2 separate regions of the Homo sapiens genome follow, and region 1 is linked to region 2. The links are chromatin contacts, found by Hi-C or POLR2A ChIA-PET in ENCODE. All regions are on one chromosome and are shown on one strand. Each heading gives the region's core, a stretch centred on a gene start or an enhancer-like site at or near the end of the contact. The rest is flanking DNA. Distances are from core to core; before and after follow the strand shown.

What was found. Hi-C counts contacts between places; a loop is a spot of excess contacts on that map. ChIA-PET counts read pairs that join two places held with the same protein, here RNA polymerase II (POLR2A). Pooled maps may share reads with other maps.
Region 1: a loop to region 2 is called in a pooled map, with 12 times the contacts of the local background. The contact joins two enhancer-like sites. A Hi-C loop is called at or near these places in 11 of 50 pooled maps. POLR2A ChIA-PET finds 5 or more read pairs at or near these places in 2 of 52 experiments (activated T-cell and endothelial cell of umbilical vein).

What each region holds. Positions count from the first base shown.
Region 1 is chr7:92,902,750-92,906,544 of GRCh38, reverse strand. The region is part of intron 1 of CDK6-AS1 (CDK6 antisense RNA 1); the gene reads right to left. Among named protein-coding and RNA genes, the nearest start is that of CDK6, 68 kb to the right of the region's middle. Within about 2 kb of position 2,089, at least 4 of the 41 ENCODE cell types and tissues checked have a DNase peak (open chromatin) inside an H3K27ac peak, as active enhancers do.
Region 2 is chr7:92,730,606-92,734,223 of GRCh38, reverse strand. All of the region lies in intron 3 of CDK6 (cyclin dependent kinase 6), which reads left to right. Among named protein-coding and RNA genes, the nearest start is that of CDK6-AS1, 100 kb to the left of the region's middle. Within about 2 kb of position 2,368, at least 5 of the 41 ENCODE cell types and tissues checked have a DNase peak (open chromatin) inside an H3K27ac peak, as active enhancers do.

The sequences.
Region 1 (3,795 bases), core at 840-3,339, 170 kb before region 2:
AATTCAATCTGCAGGTATAAAATTAAATGAAATGCATACATATGTGCACAAAATGATAGTTATGAGAATGAGAATATTCCTAGCACATTATTCTCCATAGCACCAAACTAGAAGCAACCCAAATGCCCATTGTATTAGTCCATTCTCACACTGCTACAAAGACATACCTGGGACTGGGTAATTTATAAAGAAAACAGATTTAATTAGCTTGCAGTTCTGCAGGATGTATAGGCTTCTGCTCCTGGGGAGACCTCAGGAAACTTACAATCATGGTGGAAGACAAAGAGGAAGCAGGCACAGTCTTCACATGGCCAGGAGGAGAGAGAGGGAGTGAAGTGGCAGGTGCTACACACTTTCAAACAACCAGATCTTGTGAGAAATCCATCACAAGAGCAGCAACAGGAAAGTCCGTCCCCGTGATTCAATCACCTTCCACAAGGCCCCTCCTCCAACACTGGGGATACAATTTGACATGAGATTTTGGTAGGGACACAGAGCCAAACTATATTACCCATTAACAATAGAATAGATAAATTGTAGTATATATGTATAATGGAATACAATTTAGCAATGAAGAAAACTATATCTATCTATAAAAACATTAATGAACCTCAAAGGTATAACATTTAGCAACAAAAGAGTATATACTATGTAATCTCATTCAAATAAAATTCAAAAACAGGCAACATTAATTTATAGTAATAGGAATCTGTGCCGTGGTTACCTTTGGAGGAAGTAACAACAGGGACAGGAGCACATAGTAGGCCTCTGTGGTGGTGTTAATGTTCAGTATCTTGCTTTGTGTCAAAATCAAGCTGTAAAATTAAATTTATGCCCTTACAAGTCCATAAATTAAATTTAAATTTAATAAGTGAAACAAAAGCTATATCGTTGCCTAAATCAACCAACCATAAAGTCATGAGTCATAAAAATTCCCAAATTACTTTTAATCCTATCATTCCTAACCCTAAAACAGTGAGGCCCTCCTGATAAAAAGACGCACTCTCATTACAGACAGTCCAATGCTCTTCCTGTGCCCAGCACATTATTAATAATTAATAACTAATATTTTAGTGCCAGACACCACACTGACTAAATAGTTATTGTGGATGAATATAGTTAGGGTGGATAATAGTGTGGACTAAATAGTTAGTGTGGATTAATGCAAATCATGCATTAATATATTGAAATCTCCCAATAACCCTTAGAGATGGCTATTATTAAGCTACTCTATAGATGAGAAAGTAAATTTTCACAAGGTCACTATATCAGTCAATATCTTTCATTACAATTAAAAGAGACCAACTTTCGTTTAAGCAAAAGGGAATGTGCTTAAAAGGGCATTGCAGAACTCCCAGAGTTGCCAGGACTGCCAATGTGAGGACTCTGTAGCCATGAACAATACCCCAGATCAAGTAATGGAGCTGGTCCAATGTGAAAACACTGTCTTATTGCCCAGCACTGGTGAGTGTGGCCCACTCTGCCACACTGCCAGACCTGGAGCCCAGACACGGGCACTGGCAAGTCTGCCACTGCTCTGTGGGAGCTTGCCATAACTTCTGCCACCAGCACGACCAGCAAGAATGACTCTCAGTTCCCACTGCAGCAACCAAGTGCTGAGCACATGTTTCATGCCCTAAGGCAAAAAGGAATATATGCACTTAAAAAATCCCAGGTTTGGAAGGTGGCAAGTGGGAATTTGAACCCAGCTGACTTGGTTCCAAAACCAAAGGCTCAAATTTTTGCGAGGCTGTCTACAAACGGGTGATGTTACTTTACCATTTAAAGGACCAAATGAGGCAAGCAAATCCAACAACAAGCAAACCCAACAACACTTCATGTCACTGTGTCACTATCAGAAAGATTCAAAAATGAATTGCTTGACTAATTTATAGACAGAACAAAACTATTTATATGACAAATAGGGCTGCTGGAAATCACCAAGTGCTTTAATAAAGGCAGACAGGGAGGACCCCATATGACAGCTCATCCGAGAACCAGAACTGCACCATGTGGGGCCATGTGGCTGCATGCTGACTCAGAAGAGGGGTGGGGAAGGAGGGCCGCTTCTGATTCACCAAGACCACATCCTGCCCCTCCTTCATTCTTTCCCCTGGAAGCTGCATATCAATCTTCTTAGTGAAATCTCCCCAAAGCATGGGGCTCAGGTATTTTCAGCAAACGTCTGTGAACCTAAGAGTCCCATTTTCCAGGAACATTTGGCCCTGCTTCTTTTCAATGGCATTTAGGTGTGAAGTTGACTATGACTAAGTGTGAAGCTGATAGTCTGCACATGAATACTCAGGGCTTGATTTGGGTTATTTAGTTTTCCCTGTGTTTTCTTGGGCACAAACCAATATCTAACATCATATATATATATATATATATATATATATATATATATATATATATATATATATATATATATATATATGTCCTTTAAAAAACTGGCTTTAGCTGGTTTAAATCAGAAAGAAAATTCTTAAACACACAATACCAGTTAGGTAACAACTTGGGAGAAATGTGTTCTTTCTGACAATCGTGTAAATACATATTCATTATCATCAAAGACTAAACAAGCATGTCATCCTGCTCTGATTCATCTTAGGAAAACATGTGGTAGGCAATTCAAAATCCTTCAAATAAAGAATAAAAAGAGGCAAGGTCAAGTTTTTTGTTAAAGGAAATTTAGTAAAATTAGTGTATTTGTGGACTTTTTAATTTTGTTTGCAGTTTTGAAGGTTGGGGTTTTTTGGGGTTTTTTACTTTTGTTTTGGGCTATCATTATTATTATTGGTTTCTATGAAGGCAGTAGTGGGAGTTAGGATTAGAAAGGTTGTGGTAGTCAATATATGGAGGACTTTGAAAGGTTAGGGATCTGATCTTTATTCTGTAGGGAGGGAGTAATTCATAAAGGTTTTTTATCTACTTTATTTTTACAATTTTTTAGCCAAATAGAACAAAGAGAAAAGTGTGGAAATTTTAAGTAAATTTAATTTTTTAAATCACACGTTATGCAATCACCATTCATGTCAAGAAATAGCTACCAGCACCTCAGGAAGTTCCCTTGTGGTATTTTTAAATTTAAAAAATTATCAACTATAACCAAATAGAGTGAAAACGTAAAACATGTATGTTCTGTTTAACATGTCATTGCCATCAAGGTCAAGAAGTCTAAGATCGAAAGCACCCCAGAAATCTCCTGAGTTTAACTTTGAAATCTCCTGAGTTTAACTTCGAAATCTCCTGAGTTTAACTTCCAAATCACAACTTTCTCCCTCCGCATCCACCATTCCCAAACCATAAGGTAATTGCTACCCAAATATTTGGAATAACCATTTCTTTGTTTTACTTTGTTTTTACCACCTAGGTATGCATTGCTAAATAAGATAGTTTAGTTTTGCCGTTTTTGAACTTTGTTCAGATACAATCATGCTTGATGTTTTCTTTGTTGTTTTGCTTCTTTACCCAACAGTATTTTTGAGGAGTCATCCATGCTGATTCTTGTAGTTCATAGTCAATTTCTTTATTATAAATAATCTGTTGCATGAATATATCACAAGTTATTTATCCATGCTATAGTTGTTAGACAGTTAGTGGTTTCCAGGCTGAGGCTATTACAAATAATGTTAAGGCATTGTCTGTGTGTATGTAAGGGAAAAAGAGAGAGAGGATTAAGATGTATCTAGTAGTACTATGCAAGCTGAACTCAGATAGGGAGGAAAGAATCACGGAATTTAGTTGGGAGACTCAACCATAACAATCAAACATATGAGCTTAGTGATTAAAAAAGAA
Region 2 (3,618 bases), core at 1,119-3,618:
AATTGTATTTAAAAAGACACGACTTTACTGAGGAGCCCAGAACAAGACTTGAGTAAATGAAGAAAAGGAAAGACTCAATATTGTAAAGGTATCTGTTATCCCCAAATCAATTTATCAATTTTTAAAAATCATTGAAAATACTAAAAGGATTTTTGGAAGGTGTGGGCACTCAATAAAATGATTCTGAAGTCAGTTCATAATCATAACATATAAGAATATCCAAGAATGCCAGACACGATGGTGCACACCTGTAGTCCCAGCTACTTGGCAGGCTGAGGTGGGAAAATAACTTGAGGCCAGGAATTTGAGGCCAACCTGGGTAACATAGACCAGCCTCTAAAAATAAATAAATACATATTTTTATTTTCAAAAAATATTCAGGAATGTTTTATAAAGAGTGGAAAGAGAAAACTTTCCCTGCAGATGTTAAAATTTACTCTAAATATTTAATAATTAAAGGAGAGAGGTACTCTAAACAGAGCCAGAAACAAAGAGCAAAAGTCCAGAAAATAACTTCAAGTAATTTAGAACATGAGAAATAGTGGCATTTAAAATTGGTGGGTAATTTAATGACTGCTTAAACCCTTTTGCTAATCATAGAATATAAATAAAAATAGAAAAATATAGAACCATTAAAAATTAAGCTGTAGATCTACATTGCCAATAGATCTACATGCAAATGAGTTCAGTATACAGCATGATGTGAAAAAGACAGTTACAAAATTGTATGCATTCGCATTCCATTTAGAAAACAGAGACTAACCATCTGCATGAGTATTATGTAGATGGCAAAAATGGGATGAGGTTAAAGAAGTCAAAGTTCTGAAGCTAATATTAGCTGGGCATCCTAGTGATGTTGGAGTCCTGCAGGAAGACGTTGAGTGTGGGGTAAACAGGATGAGCCATGGTTCCTGGGGAATATAGAGAGTTGACAGTAAATGATAGTGATGGCAAAGGCGATATTATAAACATTAATGGAAGGAGGTACACACCTCAAAGAGAAAAGGATAACCACCTGAAAGGGATGATTGCCAACAGGAAAAGAATGTTGGTACAGGCCCCATTGGGTCTGTACCTCACCCTGGGGTGAATCATGGTGGCTATAAATGAAAGATAATGTTCATAACATATTTAAGTTAATATAATTTTAATTAAGTTAGATTTGTTAGAATAATTTTCAGCTGCAAATTACAGAACACTCAATGAAAAGTGGATCCAGATAAGGGCATTATTATATACATAACTACAAGGCTGGAGGCAGACAGCCCTAAAGTTGATGCAGCTATTCATTGATGTCATCAAAGACCCAGACTCTTTCCCTGTTTACACTCTGGCCTTTTATGTGTACAGATGATGTTTCAAGATGGTTGCTACAGCTCGGTAGCATTCAGTATAAGACGTGGGTGAGGAATGGGAGATGAGGAAGTACAGCAGAGAGCATTCTACTGTGCACCTCTTATCAAGGAGGAAAATGCTTCCTGAAACTCTCTAGCCAATTTGCCCATACAGGACTGGGTGTCATGTTCATCCCTGGATCAATTCCTAGCAAAAGGAAATGTGATTGCCTTCATTGGCCTGGACCAGGTCTTCATGGCTGACAACCAGCAGTATCTTCTATATCACACAAATAATTATCTGTTCTACTCTTGTGGAAAACCAGCTCCTCTAAGCATTACCTCATTTGAAGAGGAAGGAAGTACAGAGTGAGGGGAAAATTCTCAAAAGAGGGAATTGAGAGGAAGAATGTGGAAAGATAAGAAAGTATTTTGTCCAATTGCAGCCATTAGAAAGCTTATTAAAATTTCTTCTTCTGTTTTTGAGAGCTGTCGCCCAGGCTGGGGTGCAGTGGTGCAATCACGGCTCACTGCAGCCTCAACCTCCCAGGCTCAAGTGATCTTCCCACCTAGGCCTCCCGAGTAGCTGGGTCCACAGGCATGAGCCACCATGCCCAACTAATTTTTTGTTTTTTGTAGAGACAGGGTCTCCCTGTGTTGTCCAGGCTGGTCTCAAACTCCTGGTCTCAAGTGATCCTCCCACCTCAGCCACCCAAAGTGCTAGGATTACAGGTGTGGGCCACCACACCTGGCCTAAAATTTCATTATAGAAAAGTGTGTGTTGAAATGGGGAAATATTCACAGCACATTGTAAAATGTTTTTAAAAGCCTCACAAAACAATGTGTATAGAATGATAGCCACTTGGGTCATTACCCAACAACCTAGGAACTTGGGCTTCATGTTTTCTTACTTCTTTACCCAGTGCTGATTTTTATCTCCTGCTCTGAAGAAATTATGTTTAGCATTGCATATTTGCAGTTTCAGTTCCTGATGATTTTCCACAGTGGGTTAAAAATAGCCATTATGATGAGGTAATGATTTATTCTTTCATGTTGTTCATTTAAGTCATTACATTGTTCCTCAAACACCAACATTTTCAGGCTTGGTGGAAATGACTTATTATCTTTTTTTTTTTTATTTCCAGTTAGTTGAGACTGATTCTTTACCTTCTCAGCATTATCATCACTTCCAGGAATGAATAAAAAGTGGGTTCTGTTCTCATTTCAGAATACATATTTGATTATTAAAATTTACATGCAATGCCACTTTATTACACTTTTATCCAGTTGCCTAGAAGCAGTAAAAATTAGAAGCCAGTGTTTCCATTTAGGGCCCATGCCTTTGTTTCTCCTGAGGGGCCTCGAGGTGATGTGTGCCTGACTCATCATGCACAGTGGCAAAGAGACGGGTACTATGGCATTGCTGGACTATGCTTTGCTGTGGAACAAAGCTCATGTGTGACTCTTTTAGCTTGCCAGTTAATGGCTTGCTTTGAATTCACCCATTACAACTTTCCAGGTGATATGGAAGTTTTAAGGAATCCTCTTGAACCCTCCTCTTGGTTTCTCAGAATTTGTTTGTCTTGTTCTTTGTGATTTTGGATGAAGCATTCTTTGGGTCCTCCTGAGGACCACAGTGAGAAGTAGGGGAGACCTGTTTATAAACAGCCTTTGAAGCTCATTGTTCATTGCTCATTGCAAATTGATCAATGAAAGCACACGGGAACCCTGTCAGGTTTTGAAATAGAGTAGAAGCTGTATACATACAGCAAGCTTGATGTGGGGACCTGCAGTGTAGATTCTCCCAGAATGCAGACAAAAGTGGGTGGAATCTCCAAGGAGTGAATCAAGCCACTTGGCTAACGCTTTAGGACCTTAACACGATGCTGTTAGTCACTATTTCATTGCTTAGGTAGCAACAATATACCACATTTTATGGGAGAACCATGGTTTTAAAACATTCTGGGAATAGATCCAGCAATTCCACTTCTGAGTATATATCCAAAAAAATTGAAAGCAGAGTCACAAAGAGATCATTCTACACCTGTGTTCATAGCAGCAATATTCACAGCAGCCAAAAAGTGGAAACTACTGAGGTGCCCATCTATGGATCACCAGATAAACAAAATGTCATATATACATACAATGGAATATTATTTAACCTTAAAGAGGAAGGAAATTATGATACACACCACAACATGAATGAACCTTAAAGGAACTATGTTAACTGAGGCGAGCCACTCACAAAAAGACAAATCCAGTGTGATTCCACATGTATGAGGTA